Regions from separate parts of the Homo sapiens genome. Here region 1 is linked to region 2. Evidence: read pairs that join two places in POLR2A ChIA-PET (ENCODE). Cell type or tissue: Panc1. All regions are shown on one strand. Each heading gives the region's core, and the rest is flanking DNA. Links, peaks and the distances in the headings are about the cores only. Region 1 overlaps SUPT3H (SPT3 homolog, SAGA and STAGA complex component). Region 2 overlaps RUNX2 (RUNX family transcription factor 2).

What was found. ChIA-PET counts read pairs that join two places held together with the same protein. Peaks named below come from ENCODE experiments on the same cell type or tissue, not always from the same donor. Only the 100,000 strongest peaks of a DNase experiment are listed, where the experiment ranks them.
Region 1: POLR2A ChIA-PET joins it to region 2 with 5 read pairs; 3 of 35 experiments call an interaction of 5 or more read pairs at or near these places.

Annotation. Positions count from the first base shown.
Region 1 is chr6:45,234,623-45,250,190 of GRCh38, forward strand. The region is part of intron 2 of SUPT3H (SPT3 homolog, SAGA and STAGA complex component); the gene reads right to left. Among named protein-coding and RNA genes, the nearest start is that of MIR586, 45 kb to the left of the region's middle. In Panc1, for the core only: no CTCF peak of the experiment used is centred there; no DNase peak of the experiment used is centred there.
Region 2 is chr6:45,406,191-45,421,758 of GRCh38, forward strand. All of the region lies in intron 2 of RUNX2 (RUNX family transcription factor 2), which reads left to right. It overlaps LOC124901324 (a long non-coding RNA gene), which reads right to left. Exons shown (of 2, transcript XR_007059602.1): 2 at 14,889-15,469. Among named protein-coding and RNA genes, the nearest start is that of SUPT3H, 36 kb to the left of the region's middle. In Panc1, for the core only: no CTCF peak of the experiment used is centred there; no DNase peak of the experiment used is centred there; H3K27ac peaks cover 252 bases.

The sequences.
Region 1 (15,568 bases), core at 5,523-10,522, 170 kb before region 2:
TGCTTATCTTCAAATAACTGCTGCAATTTTTAAAAACTTATTTTTTCCTTACCTAGTCACAACCCTTATAGCATGCCAACTTAAAATTATTCCACTTAAAAACTTTGAAAATGTAAACAAACTATAGCTATCAAGTTACCCACTTTTATATCCAACTGATAATTTTCTTCATTTAAGTGGCAACTTTTCTGGAGATCTCTGCTGATCAGAAACTGTTCCATGGTACAACAGATTTTTATGAATTTTAACACTCCCAAGTCCTTAAAATGCCTAGAAATAGTTTAACAAGATACAAAACGCTTCTTAATAAAATTTAAGAGCTGAATGAACCAGTAGTTTACAAAATTCTGCCTTAACCTGTCTAACATGAAAATACCTCTCATGAGAATTTTTTCGGATTTAGGAAAAAAATGACACAGAAATTAGATGAGAAAAAGAGAATGGAAAGAAATTAAAATTAACACTGGAAAGAAAGCCAATGATACAAGTGACAAATGCTTTATCTAAAACTATGGATAAAACATTTGAAATTACAAATTAAAGGGAAATGATATATATGTTTCCAATGAATTTTTCTGCATCAGTATAAACATTATTATAAGGCCACATTTTAAATAAAATAGCCCCACCTTATAAACACTTATGAATAATTCTAATAACTGAAAAGTTTAAATTACTGATAAGGACAATCTCCATTCTGTACTGTACATAAATATGTCTTCATTTTTACACAAAAGTCACCATTAATTCTCTTTTGAAATCTGGGAGGATCAAGTGGCATTAAATTTGTAGATTCTAATATAAATATTATTAGGGAAAGAGCTCCTTAGAAACAGAAAAATGTAATATATGTATTTGATAACTTTATATTTACAGGATATATACATGTGTGTGTGTGTACCTGAGACCTAAATTGTACCCAGTACCTAAGACCCTAAATTGATTTACTTTACAAACACACACGCGCATTTATTTTTAAGTAAATCAATTTAGGGTCTCACGTACTAGGATGGTGAGAAGGTGGAAAATTGGGTTTCTACTGGACAAGAGAATTAAGGAACTGGAGAAAATAAAGTTAATCTTAAAGAAGAAGGCAGATTAGGAGTGTGCTGGGAACAGACCCCCAAATCTGGCCATAAGCTGACCTCAAAACCGGCCATAAACAAAATCTCTGCAGCACTGTGACATGTTCATGATGGCCATGACTCCCATGCTGAAGGTTGTGGGTTTACTGGAATGAAGGCAAGGAATACCTGGCCCAACCAGAGCAGAAAACCACTTAAAGGCTTTCCTAAACCACAAATAATGGCATGAGCGATCTGTGCCTTAAGGACATGTTTCTGCTGCAGGAAACTAGCCAGAGCCCATCCCTTTGTTTTGGCCCATCCCTTTTTTCCCGTAAGGAATACTTTTAGTTAATCTGTAATCTATAGAAACAATGTTTATCACTGGCTTGCTGTCAATAAATATGTGGGTAAATTTCTGTTCGGGGCTCTCAGTTCTGAAGGCTGTGAGTCCCGATTTCCCACTCCACACGCTATATTTGTGCATATGTCTTTAATTCCTCTAGCGCTGCTGGGTTAGGGTCTCCACGACTGAGCTGGTCTCGGCAAGTGGAACCCAACGTTGGGGCTCAAACCCAGGTCGAAAGGTCGCCGGGGCAATGGTTGGAGAACATGGAACTAAGCTGGAGGACACCCGAGTGCTCTTAAGCAATCCCCGTGGTGAGTAAAAAGGGGAGCTCAGAAGCATCAGGGTAACAATGGGACAAGTGTGGGCTCTGGTTAGTTCCATCTTGGAACCTTTTCACACTGATGATGAGGAGGAAGGAGAGTATAACAAAGTAACAGAGCAGGTTTGTTTGCCAGGTAAAGCTAAAGTGGCAAAGGAGGCAGATGTTCATCCCTACCCTTCTGCACCCCCTCCTTATTTTGAAGAAAAAGAGTGGCCTAACCCTCCAGATCTTTCTTTTCTGGAGGACCTTGGGTGAAAAGTAGTTGCCCCAGTGACTGTTCAAGCAGTGCCTCAAGCAACCTCTCTCAGTTCTATTCAGGCAGGAATCCAGCAAGCTAGAAGAGAGGGTGATTTAGAGGCTTGGCAGTTTCCTGTTAGAATACACCCCCCGAGATCAACAGGGAAATATTATAGCTACATTTGAGCCTTTTCCTTTTAAATTACTCAAAGAATTTAAGCAAGCGATTAATCAATATGGACCAGGTTCTCCTTTTGTAATGGGACTGTTAAAGAATGTTGCTGTCTCCAGTCAGATGTTGCCAGTGGGGACGGTAGGATTACTTCTAGGTAGGTCTGGTTTAAATTTAAAAGGAGTGCAAGTACAAACAGGAGTCATTGATTCAGACTACAATGGGCAAATTCAGATTGTTATATCTACTTCTGTTCTCTGGAAAGTAGAGCCAGGAGAGCGTATAGCACAACTCCTGACTGTGCCATATGTGGAAATGGGAAAAAGTGAAACTAAACGAATAGGAGGATTTGGAAACACAAATAAACAAGGCAAAGCAGCTTATTGGGTGAATCAAATTACTGATCAATGTCCTACCCGTGAAATAACTATTCAGAGAAAGAAATTTAAAGGTTCAGTAGATACAGGAGTGGACATTTCAATCATTTCTCTACAGCATTGGCTGTTCACGTAGTCAATTCAACCCACTCAATTTAACATAGTTGGAGTTGGTAAAGCCCCTGAAGCATATCAAAGTAGTTACATTTTGCATTGTGAAGGACCCGATGGACAACCTGGGAATATTCAACCAATTATAACTTCTGTACCTATAAATTTATGGGGAAGAGATTTATTACAACAATGGGGAACACAAGTTCTAATTCCAGAGCAATTGTACAGCCCTCAAAGTCAAAGTATGTTGCATGAAATGGGGTATGTCCCTGGTATGGGACTAGGACAAAATTTGCAAGGTTTGAAGGAACTGCTTCAAGCGGAAAGACAAAGTTCCCGCCAAGGTTTAGGTTATCATTTTTGATGGCAGCCATTGTTAAGCCTCCAGAACCTATACCTTTAAAATGGTTAACAGATAAGCCAATTTGGATAGAACAATGGCTGCTAAGTAAAGAGAAAATGGAGGCTTTAGAGGACTTAGTTCCTGAACAATTAGAAAAAGGACACATAGCTTCAATATTTTCCCCTTAGAATTCTCCAGTTTTCATAATTAAGAAAAAATCAGGTAAATGGAGAATGTTAACTAACTTAAGAGCCATTAATTCAGTTATACAACCTATGGGAGCATTACAGCCAGGATTGCCTTCTCCTGCTATGATTCCAAAAAACTGGTCTTTAATTGTCATAGATTTAAAAGACTGTTTCTTTACTATCCCTTTAGCTGAGCAAGACTGTGAACACTTTGCACTTACAATTCCTGCAGTAAACAACCTGCAGCCTGCTAAGCATTTTCATTGGAAAGTGTTGTGACAAGGCATGTTAAACAGTCCAACAATTTGCCAGACTTATGTAGGGCAAGCAATTGAACCTACTCGTAAAAAAATTTTTAGTGTTACATTATTCAGTATATGGATGATATACTTTGTGCTGCCCCAACTCGAGAAATACTACTCCAATGTTATGATCACTTGCAAAATTCGATTTCTTGCACTGGTTTAATTATAGCTCCTGACAAAATTCAGACTACTCCTTACTCCTACTTGGGGACCTCAGTAACTGACAGTACAATTGTGCCACAGAAAGTAACCATATGTAGGGATCAATTTAAAACACTGAATGACTTTCAAAAATTACCAGGGGACATTAATTGGATATGACCTGCTCTAGGCATTCCTGCCCATGCCATGAGTAATCTATTTTCTACCCTTAGAGGAGATCCTAGTCTCACTAGCCCTTGGCAATTAACAAAGGAGGCTGAGGCAGAGTTACAGCTGATTGAAAGGCAAGTCCATAAAGCTCAAATAAATAGAATAGATCCCAAGAAGACTCTAGATTTGCTAATTTTTCCGACTCAGCATTCACCTACTGTTGTTATTTTGTTATTGTCCAAGAACAGGACTTAGTAGAATGGCTTTTTCTTCCACATGTGAATTCATGGACTCTATAACTCCTTATTTGGATGAAATTGCTACTATGATAGGAAATGGGAGAACTTGGATTGTTAAATTACATGGATATGATCCTGGAAAAATTATTGTCCCTCTCACGAAGGCACAAATACAGCAAGCTTTTATAAAGAGTCTTACTTGGCAAACCCATTTAGCTGACTTTGTGGGTATTCTCCATAGTCATTTTTTCCTAAAATGAACTGTTTCAATTTTTGAAATTAACTAATTGGATTCTCCCTAAAATAACTAAATTCAAACCAATTGAAGGTGCTGAGAATGTTTTTACAGATGGGTCCAGTAATAGTAAAGCTTCTTATTCTGGATCGAAAGGTAAAGTTTTTCAGATGCCCTATACTTCAGCTCAAAATGCGGAGCTTGTAGCTGTAATTGAGGTATTGACTGCTTTTAATATGCCTATTAATGTGATTTCTGATTCTTCATATATGGTTTATTCTACACAATTAATTGAAAGTGCTCAGTTATGATTTCATACAGATGAACAACTGATGACTTTATTTACCCAACTGCAAACAGCAGTTAGGAGTAGAATGCACCCTTTTTACGTTACTCATATTACAGCTCATACATGTCTTCCAGGACCTTTAACTGAAGGGAATCAAATGGCTGATTGCCTAGTTGCTACTGCAGTATCTAATGCTACACACTTTCACAATTTAACCCATGTTAATGCCTCTGGTCTCAAGCGCAGATACAGCATTACCTGGAAAGAAGCTAAAGCTATTATCCAGTGATGCCCAACTTGCCAAATGGTGCATTCCTCATCTTTTACAGGAGGAGTTAATCCTCGAGGACTGGAATCTAATTCTCTTTGGCAAATGGACATCACACATGTTCCCTCGTTTGGGAGACTAGCTTGTGTACGTGTATGTGTGGACACCTTTTCTCACTTTGGGCTACATGCCAATCAGGAGAGTCTTCTGCCTGTGTTAAACATCACCTTTTGCAGTGTTTTACAGTGATAGGCATTACAGCTTCTATTAAAACAGATGATGCCCCAGGCTATACTAGCAAAGCTCTAGCTACATTTTTCTCTATACGGAATATTAAACACATTACTGGCATCCCATATAATTCTCAAGGACAAGCCATTGTAGAACGAATGAATCTCTCCCTAAAACAACAATTGCAAAAGCACAAAGGGGGAAACAGGGACTATGGAACACCCCATATGCAACTTAATCTAGCATTATTGACTTCAAATTTTTTGAGCCTGCCTAAAGGCCAGATGCTATCAGCAGCTGAAGAGCATCTACAGAAACCAGCTGCAAAGACAGAAGCAGAACAACTGGTTTGGTGGAGAGATCCGATAACAAAAAGTTGGGAAATAGGTAAAATAATAACTTGGGGTAGAGGTTATGCTTGTCTTTCTCCAGGCCAAAACCAGCAGCCAATTTGGATACCATCAAGACACCTGAAACCTTATCATGAGCCAGATGCCAAAGAAGACATTCTAGCAGGATTGCGAGGACCCCCCAGTTGCAGCCATGTTGACACTGATGCTGAGGAGGACCCCAGCTGTCACAGATGGTGGAAGAAAACCTGAGGAAAGCGGACAACCTGTCACAACGAGTAATTTAATGATAGCTATGATAGCGGTGGTCACTACTGCCGTGAGTATTCCTTCAACAACGGCTGACACAGAGAACAATTATTCTTATTGGGCATATTTATCAATCTTGGCTGGCAATAATGCCTGGATGTAATCACTCTATGACACATATACACATGCTTTCTGGTCTCAGTATTTACCATAATAAATCTGCTCCTATAATTAGGCGTACCGCCCTCAAAAACCTATCTGTAAACAGAATTGGACCTGGCCAGAAATAATGAACTTACTTGTTTGGGAAGATTGCATTACAGAACAGGCAGAGGTGCTGCGCAGCGATTCCTATGGAATCATTGATTGGTCCCCTAAGGGGATGTTTAATTTGAATTACACCTCTCAGTCTGCGTGCCATGGCCACACTATGTTCAGCTGGTCCAAACAAAACAATCAGATGGTAGAAACAGTAAAAAATACGGCAAGTTCCTATTATTTGGAAACATGGTGGTATAGAGGCACCTCAACCTCAGATGATATGCCTGCTGTAGGAGCTTAACATAAGGATTTGTGGAAACTATTAATGGAAAGAATAAAAAAACATCTAGAAGGACACTCTACAAACTTGTCTTTGGATATTGCAAAATTAAAAGAACAAATATTTAAAGCATCCCAGGCACACCTGACCTTAATGCTAGGAACTGGAGTGCTTGAAGGAGCTGCAGACAGATTAGCAGCTAGTAACCCATTAAAAAGGATAAAAACACTTGGAAGCTGGGTGATTTCAATGATGATTGTGCTTTTAATCTGTGTTATTTGTCTTTGTATAGTCTGCAGATGCAGATCCCGACTCCTGCGAGAAGTAGCTCACCGTGACAAAGCTGCCTTTGTTTTTATCACTTTGTGAAACAAAAAAGGGGGACATGTTGGGAACAGGCCCCCCCCCAAATCTTGCCATAAGCTGGCCCCAAAACTGGCCATAAACAAAATCTCTGCAACACTGTGACATGTTCATGATGGCCATGATGCCCATGCTGAAGGTTGTGGGTTTACCAGAATGAGGGCAAGGAATACCTGGCCCACCCAGGGCAGAAAACCACTTAAAGGCGTTCTTAAACCACAAATAATGGCATGAGCAATCTGTGCCTTAAGGACATGTTTCTGCTGCAGGAAACTAGCCAGAGCCCATCCCTTTGTTTCGGCCCATCCCTTTTTTCCCGTAAGGAATACTTTTAATCTATAATCTATAGAAACAATGTTTATCGCTGGCTTGAGGCCAATAAATATGTGGGTAAATCTCTGTTCGGGGCTCTCAGTTCTGAAGGCTGTGAGTCCCCTGATTTCCCACTCCACACGCTATATTTGTGTGTGTGTCTTTAATTCCTCTAGAGCTGCTGGGTTAGGGTCTCCACGATCAAGCTGGTCTCAGCAAGAGTGAGAGGTCATCAGTGAGAAAAGAGGTTTGTGGCCAAGAAAGTACATGACCAATGAAAGAGAGTTAACAGAAATGGAAGGGGGAAAAAGAAAGGTAACTAGAATAAAAACTACTAGTTTAAAGAGAATGGAATATAATTAGGAAAAAGCAAAGTAAATTTGTCCAGAAGAATAAAACAAAGCATAGGATCCTTTGAGGAAAGAACACAAGGCAAGAAAGCAAATTGCTAGTCATGAAGGACTACACAAAGTGGTTATGTTTTACTCTATCCAATAAAACATGATTAATAAGAAACCAATCAATTACATTATTCCAACAGTATTCTAAATAACATTCCAGACAGTTCCACTTGTGGAAACTACAGAGCAAATTTACTTGACTTGGTCTTCTGCTGTAAACAACCAGAAAACTAGATAAAATACATGAAATAACTGGCCTCACACAACAAACAAAAACCATGCATAACAGCAATGACTGAAAGAAGCAAAATAAAGAACACCCTATGCTTATCCAGCCTTTCGTGTGTAGGTACTTTCTAAACAGAATAAGGACAGGGATAGAACATAGAAGCCAAAGTTCAAGAGACAGAGACAACAACTTGAGAGGTAGAGGCAACTGAAGTGCCTAAGTGTACCGAAGAGATAGTATTTCACCAAGAAAGAACTTTAGAAGTCTCCACTGATGTCCCCTTGAGGCTTTGGCTAAATACTAAGTTGAAAATGCATAAAGACAAAATTCACAACACAAGACACAACCATAGGGGAGCTTGAAGATGAACATTCTCAGAGCTCATATCAAGCTGGGAGACACTTAAGTTCACACCAGTCAGAGTGTAGACATCACTGAATACAATAGTGGCATTCAATAGTGACTCTTGGAAAGCAGTAGACTATAATGGCCCTAGAGTAAAAAGTATTCCATACTAATTCTAAGAAAATTTTAAAAACTCAACAAGATCAAGTGTATCTATAACTAATCTATAATTAAATTGCCTGGAAAAACAAAATTCACCATTCTTGAAGGAAGATAACAAAATCTAGAAAGTCAAAAACATGAGTCACAATGACTCACCACCAAATAATTTATTAGACATGCACAAAAGCAGGAAAATAAGGCCCATAAACAGAAGAAAAGTCAATAGAAACAGATGCAGAAATGGCATAGATAACAAAACTTGGCAGGAAAAGCTTTTAAAAGAGCTATTATAAGGCTGGGCGTGGTGGCTCACGCCTGTAATCCCAACACTTTGGGAGGCCGAGGAGTGTGGATTACTTGAGGTCAGGATTTAGGACCAGCCTAACCAACATGGTGAAACCCTGTCTCTACTAAAAATACAAAAATTAGCTGGGCATGGTGGTGTGCACCTGTAATCCCAGCTAGTCGGGAGGCTGCGGTGGGAGGATTGCTTGAGACTGGGAGGCAGAGGTTGCAATGAGTTGAGATAGATCGTGCCACTGCACTCCAGCCTGGGAAACAGAGCGAGACTCCTTCTCAAAAAAAAAAAAAAAAAAAAAAAGCTACTATGTATTATATACAAGCTCAAGAATTTAAAATGAGCAGACAAAAAAATCTAACAATGAAAAAGAATCTTAAGAAAACTTCTATAGCATAAAAAATATATACAAAGTGAAAAAACTCACTGCACAGCTTAACAAAGTCAGCCAATGAAAAGAAATAATAAAAATTTGAATGAAAATCAAATAGAAAACAGACCAAAAACACAGAAAAATTACTCAAACCTAAACCTGATCTTTTTAAAAGATTGATAAAATCAATAAATCACTAGTTAAACTAACTGAGAATGAGAAAAAGAACACAAATTATGAATCTCATTAATACAAGAGATTGTAAAAGAAGAGGCATAACTATATATTCTACAAACACTGAAATGATAATAGGGTAATATTTTGAGTTACTTTATGCCAATAAATTCAACAACTGAGATGAGATGGACAAACTCCTTGAAAGACACTACCAAAAATGGTATAAAACTTTGAAAATCTGAATAGCCCTATATGTATTAAAGATACTAAACTACTAAGTAAAAATTTTCCAATAAATATCATTCTGAATTACAAAGAGCAGTTCTCCTTCTTTGCACTAATACTGTTGCCTGTATTTCCCCTGTATCAGATTACAATATACCCGATCTGTTTTATATTTTTAATTTACTATTTGTTCATTTAATTTTATTTGAGACAAGGTCTCACTCTGTCACCCAGGCTGGAGTGCAGTGGTGTGATCATGGCTCACTGCAGCCTCAACATCTGGGCTCAAGTCATCCTCCCACATCTGCCCTCCTGGGTAGCTGGGAAGACAGGCATGTGCCACCACACCTGGCTAATTTTTTTCTATTTTTTGTAGAGACAGGGTCTCACTATGTTGCCCAGGCTGGTCTCAAACTCCTGGGCTCAAGTGATCCTTGGCCTCCCAAAGTGCTGGGATTACAGGCATGAGCCATGGCATCTGGCTGTTTTGCTTTTGGCTGATTACCATTTAGATCAGAGATGGCACGGCCTCCGTAATTCACCTATAGGAGCCATTACAACCAATCACAAATCTTTTTCCTACTAAAGCCTAGATACGCTCCCACAGTTCTTCTCAAACATTTCAAGCAACCAAGGGGAGCTGCATATAAAGATAAAACCTATTAGCCACACCTTATTTATATCCTTAATAATAATTTCATTATTCATCTCATTTTTAAATCATTATTTTTCCCAAATAGCTTTAGGAAAATTTTCCAATCTTATGCTCTCCTTCATTATTTAAATCTTACACAAAACAGTACTCTTGTATAAGTGAACATTTTAAACAAACAACCCCACTACCTTTTCCTGAAAACTGGTGCTGTCCACACAATACTAAATTCTTCCTGGTTAATACCTTCTACACTAATTTTACCCAATTTTCTTGCCTATCATCTCTACCTGTTTAACACTGTTTAGAGTTTAATTGCATGTAATTTTCTAACTCATTACCTGTTGCTATTACACCTCAGTAAACTTCTATCTCTTCCACACCCAACATTCTCTTTCACATTAACCTAATTCCTACTTCCCTATCTTCTAAAATACACATGTTCATTCCCTTCTCCATTCCAATATTTCAGCACTTTTCATTCTGAGGGTTAAATTTCTTGAGAATAAAGTTTTCTATGTGCTTATAATATAGATGTCTTATAAATCTATACTAAATAAATGAAAAATCTTATTATTTGAGCTGCAATTTGACATAATAAATACAACCAGTTACTAAATATCTATGAATGCACCTAAAATTCCCATTTCATTATTTACAAACTCTTCCACAGTAAAACTAGCTTTACCTTCGAGCATTAAAAGATTTTGTAAAAATCATTTTTTAAGATTGGTAATGCTTTGATTGGTAAGATCATAAATATTTTCTACAAGTTTTTCATTGCAAATGTGTAGTATTTCAGATATTTCACATGTTTTTTCAAGAATATCTATTTTGGTTAATCTGGGAATTTAAGTCCCTAAATAATACCATTACCAAGGTAATGTGTATTCTGAGTTCCAAACAATTAAAATACAAGTGAACTTTTCTTTGTGTGGTAAAATATTCATAACATAAAATTTACTATTGTAACCATTCTTAAGGTTAAAATTCAGTGACATTAAGTACATTCACATTATTGAGCAAACATCACCACTATCCATAACCAGAAATTTTCTATCATACCAAGCTGAAACTCCACACCTATTAATCAAAAGCTCCAAATTCCCCCTCCTCTAGCGCCTGGTAATCTACTTTCTGTCACTATGAATTTGACCATTCTAGGTACCTCATATAAGTGGAATCGCATAACATTTGTCCTTTTAGGTCTGCTTTATTTCACTTAGCCTAATGTTTTCTAAAATTATCCATGACGCAAGAAGTTCAAAATTTAATTCCTTTGTAAAACTAAATAATATTCCATTTCATGTAGGTACCACATTTTTTTATCCATTCATCCACTGATGGACATGTTGGTTGTTTCCACCTTTTGGATATTGTGAATAATGCTGCTACAAACACTGGTGTACCAATATCCATTTGATACTCTGCTTTCAATTCTTTTGGGTATATAACCAGAAATACAATAGCTGGATCATGTGGTAATTCTGTTTAATTTTTGAAGAACCACTATACCATTTTTCACAGCAGTTCAACAATTTTAAATTCCTACCAGCCATGCAGAAGTGTTCTAATTTGTCCATATCCTTGCCAACACTGTTTTTTTAATAAATAGCCTTTCTAATGGGTATGAAATGGTAACTCATTGTGGTTTTGATTTGCATTTGTCTAAGGACTGGTAATATAGAGCATATTTTCATATTCTAATTGGCCACCTGTATATTTTCTTTGGAGAATGTTTATTCAACATTTTTGCCCATTTTTTAATTGGGTTGTTTGGGAGTTTTTCTGTTGAGTTTTGGGAGTTCTTTATGTATTCTGGATATTAACCCCTTATCAGACATATGATTTAGAAATATTTTCCCATTCTGTGGATTTCCTTTTCACTCTCTTGACAGCGTCCTTTGATGCACAAAACTTTTAAATTTTAATGATGTCTAATTTTTTATTTTTCTTTCGTTACCTGTGTTTTTAGTATAATATCCAAGAAATCACTGCCAAATTCAATGTCTTGAAGCTTCTTCACTATGTTTCCTTTAAGAGTTTTACAGATTGAGCTCTTACATTCAGGTCTTTTATCAACACAGGTGAACTTTTAACCATCATCGTAACAGGAAGTAGAGTGCAACTTTGCACTAAGTTAAAATTATCAGTCCCATGGTTTGTTTTCTCCAAATTATGAAAAGCATTTGCTCTTAAGAATCAATATTTAACTCCTACTAGCATGTAAAAAATAGAAAGTAATGCAGATTCAAAATAGGAAAATAAGACGCTATTACTTCTTACAAAGTATGTTCTCTGACCATAAATAACCTAGAAATCAACAAAAGGAAGGTACCTGTGAAATCCCCCAAGTAATCAGAAATTGTAAAACACGTATCTAAGCAATTCACGGGTCAAGGCAGATGTCTTAAGGGGATTTACACATATTTTTAACTAAATGAAAATGTAAATACAACATATCAAAATTTGTAAGATACACCTAATGCAGTGCTAAGAGGAAAACTTACAGCATTAATTACACATATTAGAAAAGAAGGTCTTAAGTCAATAACCAAACCTTCCCTCTTAAGAAACTAAAAAGATAAGAAGTAATCCTAGAGTAAGCAGAAGGAAAGATATAATTGAGACAGAAATCAATGATATTGAAAACAGAGTAAAATCAATAAAAGTAGAAACTTTAAAATTGATAATTTTCCAGCCAGTCCAAGCACAAAGTACAAGAAGAGCTATCCCAATGGATCCCACAGATGCTAAAAGGATAATAAAGGAATACTATAAGCAAATCTCTGATAATAACGTTGACGAATTAAAAGAAATTGATGATTTCCTTGAAACATACAAACTACCAAAATTCACTGAAGTAGAAAGAGACAACTGGAATAGCCCTATATTTTTCAGGAAAGAGTTGAGCAGCCCTTCTGCTATCTTTTGGGGAGCCTGACTGCAGAGCTGGCCTTCAGCTGGCATGTAAAAACTTGGCCTTTGGGGTGTTCCCATGTAACATGGTTATTTTGCCTGTTTTGGGCACAAAACCCTGACATACCAGCTTAATCTAGGTCTTTTGTAGAAACACTGTGATTTATTATAAAGACCTGTTCTCTTTCTTGGAGTCAAGTATTTTACTAGTTATGGCTAGTCATGCAGGTACCATGTGCCTACATGACCAACCCTTAATAAAAAAACTCTTAAGTCTTAAGGGGGCTTTCTAGATAGAAACAATGCACATGCATTACTACAATTCACTGCTGGAAGAAGTGTGTTCTTTGTGCCTACCACTCTCAATAGGGAGAACTTTGGAAGCTTAAATCTAGATGCCTCCAGACTCTACTGGATTCTTTTTCCATTTTTTTTTTTTTTGTAGACATAGAAACCCAATTCTAACTTTCATACAAAAAAGGTAAGAAAACAAGAACTAGAGCCAAAAATGTTGAAAAAGAAGAACAAAAAGAATTCACTCTAAGACATTTTCTGACTTATTACAAAGCTACAGTCATCAAGACAGTGTGGTAATGGAGAAATGTTAGACTCAAAAATCAGTGGAACAGAATAGAAGGTGCAGAAATAAACCCAAAGAAATATAGTCAATTGACTGTTCACAAGGATGCAAAGTAATTCATTGGAGAAATGACAGACTTACTTGTCAACAAATAGTGCTAGAATAACAGGACACCCATATGCAGAAAAAATGAATATTGACCCATACTTTACAACTTATACAAATGTAATTCAAAATGAATCACAGACTTAAATATAAAACAGAAAAAAACCTATACAAAAAAACTACGAATCACTTAGAGAAAAAACTGAAGAAAATCTTTGTGACATTTGTTTATGTACAGAGTTCCTAGATATAATACCAAAACCATGATATATAAAAGAAAAAATGACCAATTGAATTTCATAAAAATTAAAAGCTTTTGCTCTGCCAAAGATGCTGTTGGAAAAATGAAAAGCTACATATTTCCATGGGAGAAAATATTTCAAATTACATATGAGACAAAGGACTTCTAAAGGACTGGTATCCAGAATGTATAAAAAGCTCTCCAAATAAAAAAAATAAGAAAAATTATCCAGTAAATAAAAAAGGAAAATGCTGAGCAGATACTTCACCAAGGAAGGTTTACAGATAGCAAATAAGCCATCAACATCATTAGTCACTAGGAAATGCAAAAGAAAATCATAGTATGACACATCTTCACACCTATTAGAATGGCTAAATCAAAAAAAGAGAAAAAACTGGCAATGCGAAGTGCCAAAGAGGATGTGGAAGAATTAGAACTCTCATACATTGGTCAGGCGTGGCTCTTGCCTGTAATCCCAGCACTTTGGGAGGCCAAGGTGGATAGATCACGAGGTCAGGAGATCGAGACCACCCTGGTCAACATGGTGAAACCCAGTCTCTACTAAAATACAAAAGATTAGCTGGGCATGGTGGAGCGCACCTGTAGTCCCAGCTACTTGGGAGGCTGAGGCAGGGGAATCACTTGAACCCAAGAGGCGGAGGTTGCAGTGAGCTGAAATCACGCCACTGCACTCCAGCCTGGTGACAGAGCAAGACTCCATCTCAAAAAAAAAAAAAAAGAACTCTCATACATTACTGATGGCAATGCGAAATACAAAGGACACTCTGGAAAAAAATTTGGCAGTTTCTAACAAAATTAAGTATATACGTACCATGCAATCTGGGAATTCTACTCCCAGGAATTTACCACTTAGAAACCACGTGATATCGTTTCTAAACTTTTTTAGCAACAAAAAAAGGAGTTGAAGAATAGCAGTTATTCTTTCCCAGATATAAGAATATTTCATTTAAATAGTTTCCTGACTAATATTCATATGTTAATCTTCCCTCATTTTCTGATTTACTATTTCATTCAGAGATTTACTTAGCATTATTCTTTTATTTTGCTTATAGTTTCTCTGTATTGCATTTTATTGTCTATCATGTAGATAAAACTGTAAGCAAACATTACATGCTCTAACTTAAGAAGGAAATAGTATATCTAGTCAAATGACATTTAACTCTTCTCTGTACTAAAAAGGCAAAATTACTAGTCTTTTTATTTTAGTAAAAATTCTAAAGGAATACAAACAACAGACACACAAAAAAAAAAAGGGAAAGGAAGACAGCACACAAAAAATGTTAATAGCATTTTGGAAGCTAGAAAGCACACCCGATGAAATAGAAACCTAAGCCCAGGGGGATTAACTCAGCAACAATCAAGAAGCTGTATGCCACAGAACTCTGACAAAGTTCGGGACCTGAAGGCAGGGATCCACGGTGGCACTGACAACCAAAACACATTGTAAATTGTTAAAGGAAACAGAACTCCAAATCCCTTTTCCAACCTCACTCAAGCCATGCCACTATTCCTTCACCACTCCTGCAAAACACTGAAGCTTTCATCTTTGGGGAAGTTACACCAGAGAAACGCTGTGTTTGTGAACAACACATCTGTGGGGGGGTGGGGGCCAAGGGGAAAGGGTTGATGATATATCATACTGAAAAGAAAAATCTACATACCAATTTATGAGAAAACACCCTCAAACCTTATACCAGATCCCTTCTGCTCAGCTGCAAAAGTATTTACAACCAGGCTTATAAACCCTAGACAAAAGACTAAAAGGTTCCTGTTTGGAGAAATGTTCAGTCTAAGAGAAACAAAATCTACAGTTAATTCTATCACTGAGGAATCCTGCACAAAAAAACAGCCAGATCTCTACCTGGTCATCCTACAATAAAGGTCTACCTCAAATACATTTTGATGCCTCGGTCTTAAGTATGAACAGGCATCAAAAATCACCAAAGAATAAGGAAAAGCCTCTGACATGAAAGATGGTGA
Region 2 (15,568 bases), core at 3,846-8,845:
TGTTGTCTCAACAGACTCCTCTTCACCTACCCCTATGATAAGGGAACTTAACCATAGCATAGGAATCCCTCTGTCTGGACGACTACAGTAGAAATTATCATGGGGAGGCTGGAACTAAAGTAGTAAGTGGTGTGTTCTGGTATCCTGACTTCTCAGGTAAAGGTTGGGCCCATTTTTTGTAGAATCAATGGAAGAATAAGACTCTTAGCATTATATTTAATATTCTTTTTATAGTTGTTTTTGGAAGAGTCTCTCACTCTGTCACCCAGGCTGGGGTGCAATGGTACAATCTTGGCTCACTGCAACCTCTGCCTCCCAGGTTCAAGCGATTCTTGTGCCTCAGCCTCCCAAGTAGCTGGGACTACAGGCACGCCTGGCTAATTTTTGTATTTTTTGGTAGAGATGGGGTTTTGCCATGTTGGCCAGGTTGGTCTCAAATTCCTGGCCTCAAGTGATCCGCCCGCCTTGGCCCCCCAAAGTGCTGGGGTTAGCATTACATTTAGTTTTATTGCATGTTAAATAGGCTTTCCAGGGCCAGATAAGAATTTGACCAATTTTTATATTATTTTGTGGGAAAGGATGTATTTGTTCCCAATCCCCGAAAATACTAAAAATAATGACATGAATTTTCCAAACCAATCTCCAGCCCAACCCAGTACTAGGAAATATATGTGCTTTAATGTCATAGACTTTGATATTCAGAACCATAGAGCTTTTAAAAATTGCTTTATTAAATACTGAGTAGTATCAAAATATAATATTGTTGGGTATAAAAAATAGCAATACAATGAATACTTGTGTAGCTACCACCCCACTTATAAAATAAAACATTATCCTTACCTGTAAAACCCTGATCTGATCTCTGAACCAATTCAGAGGTAAACACAATCTTGAATTTGGGGGTTATAATTCCCTCAAGTTTTATTTACTATTAATATTTTTTGAGATGGGGTCTCACTCTGGAGTGCAGTAGTGCAATCTCTGCTCACTGCAACCTCCGCCTCCCGGGCTCAAGCGATCCTCCCACCTCAGCTTCCCAAGTAGCTGGCACCACAGGCATGTACCACCAGGCTGGTCTCGAACTCCTGAGCTCAGGTGATCCACCTGCCTCGGTCTCCCAAACTGCTGGGATGCAGAGATGAGCCACTACTAGCAGCCTCAGATATATGTAATGCAGGGGAAATACCACAGTGATGTGAGACACCTTCATCCATTAAAAAAATACATGAACAAGATCCTCCTCAGTCAGAAATTTTACATTGTTTATTTTTATCCCACTCTTATTCTTCTTCCACAAAATCATTTTTATTGTTGTTTTTGAGATAGGGTCCCCCTCTGTCCACCAGGCTGGAGTGCAGTAGTGTGGTCATAGCTCGCTGCAACCTCTTAAGTCCTGGCCTCAAGAAATTCTCCTATCTCAGCCTCCCCACTAGCTGGGACTACAGGAACATGCCAACCAAGCCCAGCTAATTTTTTTTTTTGACTTTTTGTAGAGACAGAGGTCTCGCTATGTTGCCCAGGCTGGTCTTGAACTCCTGGCCTCAAGCGATTCTCCTGCCATGGCCTCCCAAAATACTGGGATTATAGGCATGAGCCACTGTGTCCAGCCCAAAATAATATTTTAATGGTGTATTTTTTTTTTGCTTTAGAGTCTCAATTAGTCATGCTTCACTATTTTTTCAGCAGAAAAATAAGTACATAAATTGAAATTGCAAGTAAGTAGTTAAGCATCCTAAGTCCATGAGTTTATAACTGTTAAAATAATTCTTCTGGTTTGAGTTATTATAATATTATTATTACCATGGTATAGAATTGATGAAAGAACATAACTACATTATACTTTTTATAAACAATTATTAAACATGAAAGTTAACTGTTTTTTTGGAAATACATCTCTTAAGGATTTGAAAGAAGTGGTGCTTTTGGTGCCTTGATTAATGGAGGCTCTGTGTGGAGGCCAGGAGATTTTTATTTTTATTTTTTATTTTTTTTTGAGACAGAGTCTCGCTCTGTCGCCCAGGCTGGAGTGTAGTGGCATGGAGGCCAGGAGATTTTTTTATGCCCAAAGGCAATGCATAACAGTAAGGGAAGGTGGCCTACTTTTGCAAAGTAGGAAAAGGGAAATATGAAGGGAGAAAATGGGAACTATGGGCAAGTTCCTAGGCATATCACTTTTAGGAAGGAGTATATATGACTTTGAGGATTTGGGAATTGATTCTCTTAAACCTGTGTCTGTGGAAAATTTTCAGGTCTTGCAGGAGTACCTGTACATCTTGTGGAAAACTACCTTGATGCAATGCAGCCCCTAAGAACACTAAAGCAAGCTATCCTAAAAGTCACTGAATCAAATGTCTTTCAGACTAAAATAAGATGCCTGTGTCATGTAATTTAGTGAATTAATTGAAAACAGAAGGATAAGCAAGGGGAGAGGAATGGTGTAGGTTAACCTACACCTAGGCTAGGGTCAAGCAGAATGGAAGGACTGCAGTATTTGAGTTCATACATCTTGTCTCTTCCTCCTGTGTATCAACCTTCCCCTGATGGTGTGGTTACAAGACAGAGTCAAGGTTTGAGCAACAGGACTTGGCAGAAGGATGGTGCCTCAAGTGAACACACTGGCTTTAGTTTAGACCTGGCCACAGCTGTAGCTTGCCAATTACACTGATGAACAGCTATGGAGCTTACTGGGTAAAGGACACATGGGCTAGAATGGGTTTTGTAAATGAGAAGTCAGTTTAAGACCTTATGAATATTGAGTGCCTGATATATGTTTACTGTATGAATATTTGGTGCTCTTGGTCCTACTATTCCTCCCAACTGAAATTAAGCACACATATGCTCAACTTCTTTTATGTCTAACATATCTCACAAGCCACTAGCTTTTATATTTAGTTTCATTCATTTTCCTTATTTTTCTCATTTTTCATAGCATACTGAATATTCTTAAATAAAACAGCAAATATTCATTGCACCTGGTTGGAAGAACACCACCAATATTGGAATGGAGACTTGTCTCTTCCTTTTGAACTCCCTTCCAGGAACAGAGCAACAGGATCACATGTAAACTATATATCTTCTCTGCACATCCTAAAAGAGTGGGTAGACTGAAAGATGGGAAGTACACTGGGAAGCCTTTTTAACTAACTCACTATAAAACCTTCCATTCAGGACAAGTGCAAGATATTGATCTCCTGAGCCCTTAGGATACCCACATGGGCTAAGGTGGCTGGAGCTGTACTCTTTTGCCTCCAAACACAAGCTTCTCATTTCTTTATTCCAGTATGACATACAACGTATTATAATTTTCTATGTATATCTAGGGTAGATACTTAGGTACGGAATTGCTAAGTCATACAGCATATGCAGTTTCAACCTTAATGCCAAACTATTATTTCGAGGTTTTTTCCCCAATTTATATTCCCAACAAGATGTAAGAAAGTTCCCATTGAGCCACAGCCTAATCAATATTTGATAATTTCAGAAAGAATAATAACACTTAATAATATGAAAATTTCCTATTTTAAAAGGATAGAAAATTCAGGTCTAAAGATAATTTAATAGGTTTATTTATTCAGTGATTCATTTTAACAAGCATTGATTGACACTTATTTCACTCTTGGCATTATGCTAAATGCTGAGGATAAAAGATGACTAAGACTAATCCCTGTTCTCAAGGAACTTACACTCTATATGGAATGCATATATGTCAACAGATTATTCAGGTGATGAGTGCAATAATGGAGGTAAATGCAAATTTCTGTAGCACTGATGAAGGAAAGAGAAAAATGAGTCTGAGTTTGGGGCAAGAGATATCAGGAAATGTGTAGGTTGAGGTTTTTCACAAGATATATTTGTTTTCAAATTTGGGTTTTACTTTTTAAACTCTATACTCATAGTTCTGTAGTGATAACTTGGGAAGGCCAGGACATGAAGGGGTTTTGTATGATAGATGATATGGAACCACTTAAAGAGTTTTAGGCAATGCAACAAAATGAACGAAATTGTATTCTAAAAAGAGAATGCCGATGGCAATGTGGAGGATAGACTGGGATTGAGATGGGCATGAATGGAGGCAGGGAGACACGTTAGGAGTCCATTGTAGTTGAAGTTCAAGATGATAAAAGCCTGAACCTAAAGCAGTGACAATGGATATGGAAAGAAAATAGATATGAATAATATTCAAGAAGTAGCATTAATAGAATCAGGTGATAAACTAGAAGTAGAAAATAATGGGAAAAGATTAGTCTATCATGATACCTAAGTTTCTACCTAAGGGGATATATTCATTCATTCATTCATCAACTAATATATATTGATCACATGCTACATGCCAGAACTTATGCTGACTGTGGGGGCTATCTAGGGATAACATGTTAACATGGCTCCAGGGGACACTATTCACGTGGTATATACATGGAATATGGTAGGGATGGTGTTTCCAGACTTCTTCAATCGTGTGGTTCCAGATTTTCTGTGGATAGGACATAGTTCCTACGGTTAAGGAGCACACAGTTCTGTGTACAGTTGTACTGTTAACCAAGACGGAAAAAAAATAAGGACTGTGCACCGAGCCTTGGGAACCTACATGTTGCCCCTTGTCTTTCTTTTCACCTGAAACAATTAGTTTGGCATATTGGACATGCTGACCTTGAAGGGTTTATGGAATGTTTAGATGGAAATTTCTATGAAACCACTGGACATGTTAGTCTAGAGCCCTTGGTTAAGGGTTTATAGTGAGTTAGTTAAAAAGGCTTCCCAGTGCACTTCCCACTTTTCAGTCTACCCAATCTTTTAGGATGTGCAGAGAAGAAGTGTAGTTTACATGTGGTCCTGTTGCTCTGTTCCTGGAAGGGAGTTCAAAGGGAAGAGACCAAGTCTCCACTCCAATATAAACCTTCTGAAAGTTTTTTTCTTTCAATGGCTCCAAATTGCACACTCTACAATTGAGAAGTTCAGAAAATTGAGTAACTCATATTAAAATTTTCAAGACCGCAAAGGTTTTTCACATAATAGAACAATTTTAAGGGTGAAGTAAATGAATTCAAACTAATTTATTTTTCTTTTCATATATGTCTAATAAAAATGACTGACGGATTGTTTGGACTTTAACGTGTTTAGATGTGAGTCTCCCCCCTTTTATTCAGTGACAAGTGCAAAGCAACTTGCCAACAATTTTTTTTTCAATTTTGTAATTTTAACACTGACAATAAGAAACATTCTATAGAAAGTTTGACTTTGAACTGGAATATTTTTGCCATATCTCTGCCTAGAGGGAATTTTTATGGTTGAGTTTGTAAATGCTAGCAAAACAAAGTTGAAAATGGAAAAGCTTTCAATTTTCAAGGCTAATGTAAGATGAGTTATGCTTCTTATGCATCATACTTCTGGTAATTCTCTTATTTTTTATTTGTTGCAGTGTAAATTTTATCAGAGAAGCCTTTGAAAAAAAGATATTTATTTTTGTATGAACCAATACCATCAGCATCAGAGAAGCCATAATTTAATTATGAAGGACTATATATTATAATAAGTTATAACACTTCAACCAGTTTTCATGTTTGTAGTTATGGGCACACTATAATAATTTCCTTCAGTAAGGGTAAACACCAGTGAAGCAAGTTAAAAACAGAATAAATAAAAAAACTATATTCAATGAAACTACTAGATGCAACCCACATTTCCAGTAATCCTGGAGAATAGTAAGCATTAAGCTTAAGATCTGGAACATCTCATTCAGTGTGCTTTACTGTAGGATATCTTACTTGAAAATAATAAGAATAATGTCACTCAATAGCATTTTAGACTTGTTGATTATCTATGTACATATAAATCTGGTCTAAATGTTGAGGTAAAAATCCGAATTAAAACTTGCTGAGGCTGGGCACAATGGCTCACACCTGAAATCCCAGCACTTTGAGAGGCCAAGGCCAGAAAATCGCTTGAGGCCAGGAATTTGAGACTAGCCTGGGCTACATGCCCAGTATCTATAAAAAATACAAAAAAAAAAAAAAAAAAATTAGCCGGGCATGGTAGCTCATGCCTGTAGTTCCAGCTACTCGGGAGGCTGAGGTAGGAGGATTACCTGAGACTGACAGTTTGAGGCTACAGTGAGCTATGATCACACCGGTACACTCCAGCCTGGGTGACAGAGAGAGACCCTGTCTCAAAAAATAAAAAATAAAAAACAAAACCCCCCAAAAAAAAGAAGACTTGCTAAGATTCTTTTGTACGTATGAGAAGTAAACTAAGGGTTTTGATTTTGAGGCATGTGAAAAATCCCTACTTCAAAAAGCCAGAGAATCAGTATATCATGGTTAAGACTCAAACCTAGTCATCAAAAACTGTAGAAAGAGGTTTCACTTAGGAAACAGAAATAAATATATTCTCTGGGCAAAGATGTGAATTCAGAGAAAAATAACTGCATTGACAAAGGAAAGAATACTGGCCAAATAACCTTTTTTTAAAAAAACAGTTTTTTTCCTACTTTTTTTTTTTTACTCTGGTAAAAGTTTACCTTCATAGTGGCACTGGTGGGAACTGCCCCTTTTATTGTTATTTATTTACTTATTTCTGAGACGGAGTCTCGCTCTGTCATCCAGGCTGTAGTGCAGTGGCACAATCTCGGCTTACTGCAACCTCCGCCTCCAAGATTCAAGTGATTCTCCTGCCTCAGCCTCCCTGAGTAGCTGGGACTACAGGTGTGTGCCACCACACTCGGCTGATTTTTGTATTTTATTTTAGGTAGAGGCGGGGTTTCACCATGTTGGCCAGGCTGGTTTCAAACTCCTGGCCTCAAGTGATCAGCCCACCTTGGCCTCCCAAAGTGCTGGGATTACAGGCGTGAGCCACTAGGCCTGGCGGGAACTGCCTCTTTTAAACTCTTGTAAAGATTTGATAATGGAATCTATTTTATTTACTAAAGGAGAATCTAATTAATTTAACATCAAAGATACACTTATGGGAATGAAAGAAAATAAGCCCCAAGTGTAATGTGTTTGCAATGTATTTAAATAAAATCAAAGACAATTCTAAAACAGACGGAAACAACAAAACAGGAATGTCTACTTCTTTAAAATTACATAGTAATAAGCAGATAATCCATATTTTTGTTGTTAAAGAGTGATAACCAGGTAAGCACAGGACACACACACACAATCACCCTTACATAGTGAAGGTCAAAATTCTGTTATATCTGCTATCAATACTTCAAGTAGATACAGAAAGTTAAAAGATACATTCTTTTTTTTTTTTTTTTTTTTTTTTTTTGAGACAGCCTGTTGCCCAGGCTGGAGTGCAGTGGAGTGATCTTGGCTCACTGCAACATTTGCCTCCTGGGTTCAAGTGATTCTCCTGCCTCAGCCTCCTGAGTAGCTGGGATTACAGGTACACGCTACCACACCTGGCTAATTTTTGTATTTTTAGTAGAGATGGGTTTTCATCATGTTGGTCAGGCTGGTCTTGAACTTCTGACCTTGTGATCCGCCAGCCTTGGCCTCCCAAAGTACTGGGATTACAGGCATGAGCCACCAGAGCTTGGCCTAAAAGATACATTCTTTTGTGGAAGAATATGCAGTGATTGCAATTTGTACTTATATTTAATAACATATTAAAAAAATAAAGATGCTCGTAATGAAGCAAGGAAGCCTGAAATCACTCGGTAAGTTCTCAATACCCACAGACCTAGGGCTGGGCCAGGATGAGATGAAATGATGGAGGCCCTAGCTAGCCTTAGGGGCAAAACTTAAGGGAGTTCCAAACAAACCCTAGTATTCAAGATATGATTTTAATGGAATATTCTGAAAAATGAAATTGAATACCAATAAATACATGATAAACAAAATATCAAAGTATTAAATAATGAGGGGATCCACTCCCACACCTGCATAACTCTTCTGCTTCATCTTAATGAGGACTCAAGAGGAGTGAAGAGTCATGCCCAGAGAAACTTTCATTCAACTCTCCTTTTTAGATGAAGGAAGGTAATGGGCTGTAATAGCGAGGAAAAGACCAAGATTGTGGCTTCTAGAAGCAACATGAATATTCTCCCTCTTGTAAATGTGCACAAAAGTGGGAATCATGGTACCAAGGCCCTCTTTGGCTTGGCTGCTTGTAGCCAAGCCAACTTCACTTCTCCACTATATTACAATATTCCCTTCTAGACAGAACGGTCCCTTTAATGTTCCAACACATTTTTTTCCCACTTTGATTTAGCTCAGTATTTTCTAAAAATACTTCAAAGACCTTTAAATTCCTTTAGAAGCAATAATTAAATAAGTTTGTAAATGCTGTATTTACAAACTTGTAAGTCCGTCTAGTGGAGATTCAAAATGCATGTAGCATATTAAAATCTGGGATAAAATTGACAATATGAAGTCTGTTTATCTTGTTTAATACAGCGTTTTCCCAATTTTATTTTATCATAGAGTCACAGCACTACCCAGTCTCTGACTTCAACTGCAATAAGGCAGCAATCGTCTAGCCCTGCTCCCTTTCTTTCCTTGGTGGTAGTAGCATTTTGCTTTTCTGATTCTGTAAGGTATCTCTCCACCTTCCCAGATCCTGGCTTTTTTTTTTTTTTTTTTTTTTTTTTTTTTATCAGATCTAGTGATAAGGCAGCTCTGGAATTTTTGCCCAGGATTTTGTTTATGTGTATTTTAGTTTCAGTATGGACATAAGATCATGGGATTTCATGGAAGATGTCAGGACGACTGTGGGAAGAAACACTGACCAATTTTAGCCTGTGCTTTAAAATAGCCATATCTATACTCTCTGTCTACATCTTCTTCTCTTTAAAATATATGTCCTCTAATTATAGGCTTATAATTAGGAAGAGATAAATCATTTAATAGATGTGATATGGTGTTGGAAATCCTCATCTTATAATTACCCCAGTGGAGTGATCCAAAATGGAAACCACTATGAATAGGCATGTCTTGGGGATCAGAAAATGGAAACCTTAGCATATCAGTCTAAGTCCAATGAGGACAGAGAAACCATATAGTAATTTGAATAAGAAAAGTTTAATGTGAAGAATTATTGACTATAACAGAGGATTGGAGAAACAAGGAATTGGCTAGGAAGAACTAAAAATAACTCTAAAGAATACAGGAATAACAGCATCCACTACCCTCAGGGCTGAAATACAGCAACAAAGTAAGAGTCCTCCCCTCTTCTCAACCAAGGCTGAATCCAGACCCTGCACAGCCTTGGCTCCCTGGGTGGCAGAGAAGTTGTGCTAGTAGAGCTTGCTGCAGATCTGCTCTCTAGGGTGCTGGGGAAGGCTGTTCACACGGAGTTGCCTCACCAGAGCCACACTGCTACAAACAGCCCAGGAGGGGAGGGTGCTGGGGGAAACTTCTGGCTACCGGTGCTTCAGGAGCCTGGCACTGGAAAAGCTAGCTTTATTGCAGCAGCTGGGCTTTGGAGAAGATGTGGGTATGTATGCACTTCAGGAGCCAGGAGCTGGGAAATCTATATGTCCTGCACTGCAGAAACTGCTGTGTGAGCACAAGTTAACCAGGAAGCAAAACCCTTTCCTCCTGCAATGTCTTTCTAACGTCCCCACCGACAAAACATGATTGCCAACTGATAAAGAGAAATATTTAATGGATCCGGATTCATTTTCACAGAGCAGGTAAAAAAAGGTGAATTTGGAGCTGCAAGACAATAAACTGATAACTGGCACACCTAGGGAAGAAAAATGATCTGGAAGAAATATTGTCACTAATAGGAATATGAGTCAGGAAAAGATCCTGCCAATAACGAAGATAATTCAGGAGAATCATCTAATGTCAGAAAAGATGAGTCATTGCTTTTAGAAATTGATTATGACTAGATGGGAAGAAGAAATTGTTTTCTCTGAGAAAAGTCTAGTTTAGAAAAGCATGGGGAAAAACACTGAGAGAACGGTTTCTGAGTATGAAATCCAGAATAGCAAAAAACTTAGAATGGTGACTTATAATAACTGGCATCCCCTAGGATTGCAGCTAATAGAACCAAGTTGAACTCTTACTATTCTATTTTTTTCTGTTCTATTTTTTCTTACTTTGCTAGTTTGTAATTCAAATTTCTCACACTGTGCAAATGTTGATATTTTTAGTACTTTACTAGATGAACTGAGAGTATTATGATTTACATTTTTCACTTTGATGGCAGGGTGTAGGGAGGGGACAAATAATTGAAGTCACTGCCCTAATGCCTAAAGTGAAACTTTGGAACCTTGGGCAGTGAGATTAGAATAGGATAGCACCTTCCTTGGTGACTTAAAGGCAATATGTGAGCAGCTGGGTAAAGAATGGCTGAATTACTACAGGAAATCTTTAATTTTAGGGTGTTCTTAGAAGTTTCATCACAGACCTCTGTAAACTTTTATATATAACATTCCACTGCTGCTCAAAGATCACTGCTACTGCCATAGGACAATTGCCAACACCAAAATACCAGAAGGCTGATTTGAGAAAATTAGTTTTCTCTGACTCCTGGGTAATGAATTAGGCTCTTTTTAGAAATTACATTGGTTTCTTAAGGTAACTAGGGTGTCGTTTAGTAAGTTGGTATTTTAGTCAAACAAAATATATACCTCTTTAGTCAGTACCATGCCTGAAGAGTAATTACACAGATGCTCCATGAATGTGGTTCTGAAAGGTCATATGGCAAGTGTCAGCCTTTTTATGACAACACTGTACTCTCTTGTAAGTGCCTGAATATGGCCCTTGGGAATGCTAACTAAAACAACAAGGAAAGGTTTATGATGCTAAGTCCTCCACTACAAACATTTCATCTCTTGTTACAGCCATGCAAATTATTATAGGTCCATTGACAATGGGAAAAATTTACTGAGCTTAAAACAAATCAGACAGTATTTAACGGTATAAAAAGTTAAAATGGAAAAAATATGTCAAAAAGCTTTGGGATCACTTAAGTTACTAAGCTAACTGTCTGAAAACTGTATATAGGTCTTACGAATATATTGTATACTAGAAAATTATTGGTAAGCTCATTGAGTTTCTTGTGTAATCATGTGCAACACAGTTGGAATAAACCTACTAAAACCTTACCTATTTTTTATGTTCAGACTACATGAGAGTTTCTTCACTCTTCTTCATCTATGCAGTTAATGTGTTCCCACTATATTTTAAGGACAATGGAAAATGCTGACATATGGAGATGTGTAAGAAAATTGTTCTTAAGGAGCCTGTGAAAATGTACTCGCTCCTCATTCTTTTCTTTCTGTTTTGGCACCTCCAAAATTATTAAGTGAAAAATATTAATCTAATTAACAATTTATGCAGAAAAGAATAAGTTAAATGTTACGTTGTTCACTTTTAGAGAACTAATCTGAACCACATGCACACCCATTCCAGTATCTTTATAAAATATCTACTCTTTTCTGCTATCTCACTCCTCCATGGTCTTGCATCCCTTTCACTTTAGGGCAAGGGTTGGCAAACTTTTCTGTAAAAAGTCAGTAGATATTTTAGGCCTTGTGACTCGTACAGTGTCACAACTACCCAATTCTTCTGCTTTAGGTGAAGGCAGCTATAGATAATACACAAATGACTGACCATAGGTATATTCCAATAAAGCTTTATTTGTAGACACTGAAATTTGCATTGCATATCATTTTCATGTACTATGAATATTATTCTTTTAATTTTTCAACTATTTAAAAATGCAAAAAACATCTTTGAGAATTGTACAAAAACAGGCATTAGGCCAAATTTGTCCCATGGGCCATAGTATGACGACTCCTGGTCTAGTGGCAATGCTGCTTCTTCAAGGGCTGAGTAACCTTCTGTCAATCAGAGTCCAAACGAAAATTCTCCAAAGATCGTTCTGTTTATAAAGTTTTCCCATATGAGACATTCAAAGCTTTAGGGATCATCAATGTGCCCATAATTTTCCATTGGTTTTCCCACTTTAATAGCTGGTCCATTGAAAAATATTTTAAGATTTTACAGGGACTTATTCTACTTTTCATCATAAGTATATATAAAATAATGTATGGGGGTTAGAAAAGGAAACCAGGATAAAAGGCCTATGGGTTCTGTTCCCAGTCAGTTCTTTGACTGGATAAATAACCTGACTGCTTCACATCTCATTTTCTTTGTCTAGAAAGTCAGAATTGTCAGGTGTTGTTACTAAACAGTTATGTTAAATGTTAAAGGACATGGTAGGGAGTGGTGGGTGGGATTATGTTTGTATCTTCCAGAGTTGCCACATTTTCAGAAAAAAAGTGTATACTTTTTAGTGCCATCACATACAACTGAAAAGATGAATATTTCTGAAGAGAAATAGGGTGGGTGATTTGTTTCAAACATTTTGACGTAGAAAATCTAAACCCAAAGATGACATCAAGCAAACTATAGCACAAAATACACATATGTAAAACCTCATGGTTTTCCTATGTGCCTACGATTAACAGGAGAGGTTTGGTTTAGGGGTCTGTAAAAATGTTTTCTTTCTTTAAGCATAATGCTCAGAGCCAAGACATCATCAGCTCCAGGCTCAGTCAGTTCCAGTCGAAAGTGTGAATGTTCAGCAAAAGGATGTTTTTGAAAGGAGACTGAAAACCCACTGTGCCAGATACCTGAAACGTTGTTAGGGTATTCAGTGGAAAATTTCATTTCCACATTATAAATAACTGTAGGATATTTTAAGAGATCCAAGACTAGTAACTTCCAAGAGCTGCTTATATTAGTTCCACTGAAATGTGAAATGGAGGAAGGATACTGAGAAAGGCCATAAAGCTGAGTTACTAGATATGATTAATTAAAATAAATAATCTCACTATTGATTAAATTGCCCTTAAAATCCCCAACCACTGAGGACTGCATAGTTTGCTATCCACCAAATAAAACAAAGGACAAAACAGCGATGGAGAAAAAAGGAGGAAAAGTCCCCAAGGTAACTTCTTAAATTCAATTCTAGAATTTTTTATTTGGAAAGCCCCTCTGGTGGTCCATATTTGAAATATTAATTGTTTCTTATTGTCTTCAAAGTTCCAGGAATTCTCTGTTCTATGGACTTCCTGGGAGGAGGACAATCCCAGAGAAGGTGGCATATCACCCACCATGGTAGTTATGGAATTTTGGTGTCACTTTTACCATAGAAATAATCAATTCCCATAACTGCTTCCCCCCTTTGCAGCCCCCACAGATTTAAAAACAAAAAACGAGCCAGGGATCTCTGTTAGACAGTGGCACAACATGCCCAAAGTAAAACTAGCCCCCTAAAAAGAAAAAAAAAAGGCAGGAAAAAAAAGCCATGACTCTATGAGTGTGTATGTATTTATGTGTGTCTGCGTGTGGACTTGCAAGAGTGTGTGTCCGAGTGCACATGAGTGGACGTGTAAGGTAGGACAGCAATGGATGCAGTCTCTCTCTCTCTTTTTTGAGGCGAAAGCCTGGCTTCCCTTCCCGGATCGGCCGCCTGTGGGACTCGAGAGACCTGTGCACGCAGGGGACGCGGCGGTGCCCGGGGTTAGAGCTCTCCCCTGTGACCGAAAAGATAATTAAAAATCGCACGCGCAGGAGCCAGCTCAGCTCCTGGCTGCGCTTCCAGTTGGTCCGGTCTGGCTAAATGGGTTCTCGCACCCTGGCGGCGCCCGGGCTGGGAGGCCAGTAGGCCGGGCGCGAAGAGTAGGTTGGGGACCAGGTGTCATAGCCGGTGGCGCAGAATCGCTTCTCGGAGTCACCGAGGGTGGCAGTGGCAGGCGGCGGCTGTGGGGCGGGAGGGGCGCGGCTTGGGGCTAGTGTCTGTGGAGGGATTTGGGGAAGAGGCAGGAACGTGGAGAGAAACGTGGGAAAGGGAAAGACCGACGAGGGAGGCGTGGAGCAGTGCATGGAGGAAGGGCAGGTAAAAATAAAGCCCCAATTAGGAAGGACAGAGTAGTATCCCCTGAACTCCATCCTTACCCCTCGAGAGCGCACACCTGGCTACCCCGCACCCCCACCTCTGCTCCCGCGGTCTGGCAGACCCTCAGTCCCCCGCGCATCTCTTCAGCGGGGCGATCCCGAGTCACGCAACCACAGCCCCCCAAGCTCATCTTGTACTCGAAAGGGCTCCAGAGTCCGCGACTGGCACCAGGCCCCCATCTTCCGTGCCCCTCATGCTCTCAGAGCCCTTCCAGGCCCCTTCTAGGGCGCAGACCCGGGCGTGGGCTCAGCGAGTGGGAGCAAAGCTCTAAAACCAGACAGGGAGGGTCGTGGCAGGTCGCTACGAGGGTGAGGGAGGCGTTTGCACTGAGCAATAAAAACACCCAGTAATGGGTATGTGAATTGCTTTAAATAAGATGGGAGGGCGTGAGAGATGACCCAACCATCTTTCTTCCTTGATGCTTCGAGGGGGAGGCATTCTAATTCTTCATTTATTTTATAAAATCACTTGTTACTGTGTCAGCTACTCCACTAGGAATCTTTGAAACTTTGGCAACTGATGATTTTTTTCGCAAACACGTTTTCAAGCTTTGGAAGGCTTTAAAGAGTTTGGTAATAAGCAAGAAACGTAGTAGTACACAACGCCGAGGGTAAAACGGCCCTGTGCCCCCTTCTTGGGGTGTAATAGCCTCAAGCGGATTTCCCGGCTTCTGCGGGCGCAGCACATTGTTTTATTTGTTTTGAAGGCTCAGAGTTTGAGGCTGGTCGTAGACACCCACGTGCTCTGACTCTCATCAGCGTAATGATCGACTTAGCCAGAGTCGTGTCTATATAAACCACAAAAACCTAATCATTAGAAATCCCAGCCTCCAAAAACCACATTTTAGGTAAAAAGTGCCGCTTTTTTTCCGCGCTCCTTCATCCTCTCGACCACAACTTTTTGGGGGATCCAAAGTCGCTTTTTAAACCCACACTAGGAAATAAATACATAAATAAACAGCCACGGAAGCATTTTGAATTTTTTAGTTCGTATTTTTAATTTTTCCCCGTGAGCGCTGGGGAAGACAGACACGAAACTTAGTCTTAGATGTAGAATAGACTTAATAAAATATTTAAATTCATGGAAAACGGCTGGTGCTTTTCCCCAGCAAGGGTTTTGCAACTTATTTTAATCACAAAGCTGACAGTTTTTCAGTCCTTAAAACAAAAACAAACAAACAAACACCTCATTCTTGTTCTCTAGGAATGACAAGATTGAATATATAAGAAAAAAGAAATGTCCAGCTATGCACTTGAGTTCCTAAAAACTATTTTGACTAGATCTCCCTCCACCCCCCCTCCTCATTTTTTTTGTGTCACTTAAAACAAAAAACACCCAAACCCTGCAAAATCTTTTTCCCTTGGGAGTCGCTCAGACAGAGGTGGGGGTAGAGGTGGGAGGGTGAAGAGTGCTGAGAAGTCAGCACAGAGGCTCAAGAATTTTCTTTCCTCCTCTCCTGAAGTTACAACGAAAAATAGCGACAGTCAGATCAGCCGGGGGCTCTCTGGTGTCTCGGCTTCAATCTCTTCCTACAAAGAGGGGGTTCCTTGTCCTAGGGGTGGGGAGAGCAAGAGGACGCGACCTGGCGAGATTGCCCCTAGTCTGGGGCCGCCTCTAGGCTTCGGAAACTGCACACGGCGCGCGGGGGGCT